Regions from separate parts of the Homo sapiens genome. Here region 1 is linked to region 2. A link is a loop called in an ENCODE intact Hi-C map of the cell type or tissue named here. Cell type or tissue: endothelial cell of umbilical vein. All regions are shown on one strand.

What was found. Peaks named below come from ENCODE experiments on the same cell type or tissue, not always from the same donor. Only the 100,000 strongest peaks of a DNase experiment are listed, where the experiment ranks them.
Region 1: it touches region 2 in a loop (3-fold over the local background); 1 of 110 quality-filtered maps calls a loop at or near these places.

What each region holds. Positions count from the first base shown.
Region 1 is chr12:107,328,053-107,330,552 of GRCh38, forward strand. The region is part of intron 1 of ABTB3 (ankyrin repeat and BTB domain containing 3); the gene reads left to right. Among named protein-coding and RNA genes, the nearest start is that of ABTB3, 11 kb to the left of the region's middle. In endothelial cell of umbilical vein, no CTCF peak of the experiment used is centred here; a DNase peak (open chromatin) is centred at 949.
Region 2 is chr12:107,514,463-107,516,962 of GRCh38, forward strand. All of the region lies in intron 1 of ABTB3 (ankyrin repeat and BTB domain containing 3), which reads left to right. Among named protein-coding and RNA genes, the nearest start is that of PWP1, 170 kb to the right of the region's middle. RefSeq lists an enhancer at 1,030-1,324. In endothelial cell of umbilical vein, no CTCF peak of the experiment used is centred here; a DNase peak (open chromatin) is centred at 1,149; H3K27ac peaks cover 1,706 bases.

The DNA of each region.
Region 1 (2,500 bases), 190 kb before region 2:
ACTAGATGTAAGGGGACTGAAAATTATGGTCTCTGGTAGGGCAGCCACCCACAGCCACAAGTCTACACTATCAGAGGGGCATAAGCATTTAATAGAGCTAGCCACCTCAACAACCTTACAAAGCAGGCGCTATTATTATCCCCATTTTACAGATTAAGAAGTTGAGGAACAGAAGGTTTAATGAATTTGCTTAAGGTGACATGGCTTGCAAGTGGCTGGCCAGATTTGAATTAGGCATTTGGCAGACTGCCTTATAGAATACTTGTGAGGAGCAAAATGACATAATGAATGTGAAACGTTGATCCTAGCATCTCATATGCACTTAATAACTGTTATCTTTATCTTTATTATTATCGATAGTATCATTCTATACTGAAAGTGGAGTGGTTTAACAGTGAATGGATGCAAAGATAAAATGTCAATCTGAATGAGTGGGTGCTCCAGGAAAATTGTATTACGTGTCTGTCTTTTCTTCTTTGCCTTCTCCTGCATTTTATCCACAGGGGGAACTACCAGTTGCTGAACCAGGGACTATTCCAGGATTTCCACACACATGACTTCATTTAATCTCCACACTCTTCTTGTGAAATGACTGTTTCTTATCCCCATTGTGCTGAGGAAGAAACTGAAGCTCAGAAAAGTTCAGCAACTAGTTCAGGATGCCACAGCTACAAAGTGGTTGAGTTGGGACTTGGGCTCAAAAGCCTGTGCGCTGAACTGCCGCAGCCCAGTGGTGAAATCTGGATCATAGGGGCCCCCAGGAGGATCCCAGAAGGACTCAAGTGCAGCCTGAGGGGCGTGTGGGGTAGAGGGCGGGGCTTGCCTTGGTGGTGGTGGTTATGGTTGATGATTGTCCTTGCGCATAATATGTGGTCGCAGGTCTTTTTTTAGTCCCCGCCGGCTTCCCCTCTCCCTGGCTGCCCCATGAGTCACTTCCCAGCTGTCCATCAGATCACAGCGTAGCCTCCTCAGCTGGAGGCCCTGGGGAAATAGCTGGCTTTATCGTCTCCAGGGACAGCTCCCCCCATACCCTGCCTAGCTGGGTGGGCTCAGTGCCATAAGAAGCACAGGCCCTCTGACAAGTAGAACTGAATTCAGAAAACTGTGACATACAGGAGAATTGATTCCATTTCTACTGCAGAGGAGACTGAGGCTGGTCCTCCCTGAGAATCACAGAGCTGGGTTTTTCCCAGACTCTGGAGTTAGGTGGACCAGGGTTCAAATTCTGGCTCTATTGCCTACAAGCCAGGTGATCTTGGGCAAGTCAGTTCATCTTTCCCAGCCTCAATTTTCTCGTCTGCTTAATAAGGGTAATGGTAGCGCTCCCTCATAAAGAAAATGTCGTTGAGAGAATAAAATGAGTTAATTCATATAAAAGTCTTTAGAATAATATTGGACACATCATAAGTACTCAATATCTGTTAATAATCATCATCATTATTATTAAGTGCTTAAGCAGTGCCAGCCTCCTTGCTGAAAGAACTGCTCCCTGGATGCTGCCTCATTTACTGAGTGACTGAAAAGCCTTCTATAGTTTGTCAGTAAACAGACTTCTGGAGTTTGACCACTTATTAGCTGTGTGATGTCAGGCAAGTTACCTAACCTCTCTGTGACTCAGTCTTTCCCTTTGTTACATGAGAGTAATAGTGAAAACTAATTCTGAAGGCTGTTGGGAAGTGCCTGACATGTAGAAATTGCTTCATACATGTTGGCTATTGTGGGGTTTTATTATATTCATTATGACTGTTTCTATAGGCACTGTGTTAAATGTTGAGCAACACAGTCCCTGTGCTCATGGAGCTTGCAGGCCTGTGCTGGGTTTAATTTATTCATCAAAGAATTATGCAGATGTAAATTTACAACTGGTGACATGTGCAACAAAGGAGAGACATACAGGCTATTAGAGTCTTTACCACAGCTCTTGATGTGGTTGGGAGTAAGGCTTCACTAAGGAAATGGGGAAGTGAGGCTTGAGTGAGGCTGGAATGAGGCTGAAGCATGGCCAAGTTGGTGGAAAAGGTAGGAAGAATACTTGGTGAATGCGAACTGCATGTGCAAAGGGCCTGTGGCAGGGGAGAGCATGGGGGGAAGGTAGAATGGCCACTGCAGCTGGAATGGGAGAGGGTAGGGAGGGAGCCTGGTAGAGGTTAGACTAAGCATCTGCCAGATTAAGCAGGCTTTTATAGAGGGCACTGGAGAGCCCTTGAAAGCTTTTAAGGAGGGAGATGCAGTGATCAGATTTGTGTTCTAAAAAGATCATGTTGGCATTAGTTCAGAGAGCAGACTGGAAGGGTGAATGTGGGAAGGCTGGTTAGGTATTGTCATCATCCCCATCTTACCCAAGAAGAATCTGAGGCTGTGACACATTAAGTCACTTGCCCAAAGTTGCTAAGACAATAAGTAGAGAACTCAATTTAAAAACAGAATTTAAGTCTGAGGGACTTCAAATTTGACCTTCCTCTCACCATACCATGCCTCATTCCAAGGGAGTATCTGGTTT
Region 2 (2,500 bases):
CCTTTAGGTCCACTCAAACTCATATTTGAACCTCAGTTCCCTCTGTATCTAAACTTGGGTCTTCATCACCAGGCCACGGCTGCCCTTGACCCCAATAGTGGAAATTGATGAGTAGTCCAAAACTCAGGCCTGCATCTGACACTAAAACATGATGCTAGGACCTTCTCCCTGACCAAGCATATTTTTACATGAAAAATAAATAAATAACTTCAGTTTACCTGTATACCCCATGTAGAGTCTCCAATGAGGAAAAAGAAAATTAAACCCTGGTATATAATCTTTGTGTAATAGATCAATTATAGATTTCCCTAATCTCTATAATCTAACTCTCAAAGCTTCTTTGAATAATTATATTTCCATATTTAAATTTCATAATCCTCTAAAAGAAGGAGAAATAATTCCAAGGGAAATTGTTGATTCTTTTAATAAGGGACAAAGTAGTCGAAAGCTGGGTTAGTGCACGTTAACTGACTTTCCTCTCAGTTAACATATGTTGGGAACCTACTGTTTGCTTAGCACATGCAAAATACTTTGATACACATGATCTCATTTCGCTCTCATACCTCACTCCCATCCCCAGAAGTCCGATGAGGAAAACAAGGTCATTACTATCACCCCCATTTCACAGAAGAGGAAACTGAGGTCCAGAGAGATTCTATGACCTGCCGAAAGTCAAACACAGTGAGAAGTGGCAGAGCTAAGACTGAAGCTCTGGATTCCAGTCTCCAAGTCCCATTTGCTCAGGCCTCCAAGTCCCAGTTGCTCAATATGTGAAGCAACATTTTAAAACAAAGATCTGGGTTGTTGACTTGCTGCAAATAGTGCAAATACTAAGAAAGCAATCCCGTTGAGAATATGTGAGTCATCTGTACTATTAATTAGACAACCTTCTCCCCAACATTCAGGGCCCAGGTCTCGAGTCTCCTTTGCTGTGAAGTCCCCTCTGACCATCATCCCCTTTCCCTAACTAGAGGGTCTCCTTACCCTGAAAATTGGGTCACATGTTGGAGTGGGTCATGATTATATGGCACTTTTTGCAGTGAACTCTTTAAGGGGTGGTAAGTTCCTGAATTAGTCAGAGACACCAGGACCATCAGATGAGGAATTGGCCCAAGATTCATTGCCGTGGCAACAGCTACTTGACTTAGCCTCTGACTTAATGTCTTGGCAGGTGGGCAAACCAGAGGAAGTAAGGATGACTCAGTGTGTTCCTGCCTGAGCTGAACAGGAGAATGACATGGCTGTCAAGGGAGAGGCAGGAGGCTGGGCTTGGATGGTGAGCATTTCTGGGAAGGTCTTTTCTTCCCTGAAAGCTGAGGGTTCCTAAAGTACAGCACTAGGTAGTGCCCAGGAAATGGTGAATCTGTGTCATAGCCCACAGTGTTTTCAGACTGCCCATGTCGACCCATTAGTGGATCATGATGTCACTTTTGTTGCTGCAGTCAGCATTTTTTATTACTAAGATGGAAGAGAAGTGAAAAGGAAAACAAATGAGAGTGCCTCACATGTAGTAAGGGTCACTGTTATTTTCCATTAATATTTTAATGGAAATTATGAAGAGTGTGTGTGTGCATGTGTGTGTGTGTGTGTGTGCGCACACACACACCAGGCTGTGATATAAAATATATTCTTACTCTGAGTCACAGTCAAAAATATTTGAAAAAAACAAGATTGGATTAGAGTCTTAGAAGAAAATCCATTGACTAATTTCCTGATTATGGAAACATTAAAATCTAATGGTCATCTGTATCATTCATCCATTATTCTTTTTTTTTTTATTTTTTTGGAGACAGAGTCTCACTGTGTCACCCAGGCTGGAGTGCAGTGACATGATCTCAGCTCACTGCAACCTCCGCCTCCCGAGTTCAAGTGATTTTCCTGCCTCAGCTTCCTGAGTAGCTGGGATTACAGGCACCCACCACCACAGCCAGCTAATTTTTTGTATTTTTAGTAGAGACGGGGTTTCACCATGTTAACTAGGCTGGTCTTGAACTCCTGACCTCAGGTGATCCGCCCACCTCGGCCTCCCAAAGTGCTGGGATTACAGGCGTGAGACACCACACCCGGCCCTGTTATTCATTATTCATTATTTATTTATCCAAAAAGTCATCTACTAGGGTTCCCTACCCCGTTGTCTCACCCTCTGTTAGATGTGAAGGTGAAATATTTAGGAGAAAGTGAGTAGCTCAGTGTGTCTGGAGCCACCAATCAGGCAGTGGGGACGAGAGCAGGAGTGTGAAAGGCCCACCTTACAAAGGTGCCCATCTTCAAAGGAGGAGCCTTTGCTGAGGCCTTGTGGTTCAGGCAGGGTGAGGAGTGGACTTTAACTTCTGGTCTTGGCATTCTGTCTCCCCTCACCTGCTAGTTGGTTTAAATTATTTAACACTTGTCTATTGACACTATTTTATTTCCAGATTATTTTGTCCATGCCAGTGTCATCTCTTCAGTTTTAAATGACTTGAATATGTCCTCTTCTTTTGCATCTCCAAAAAGCTGGGCA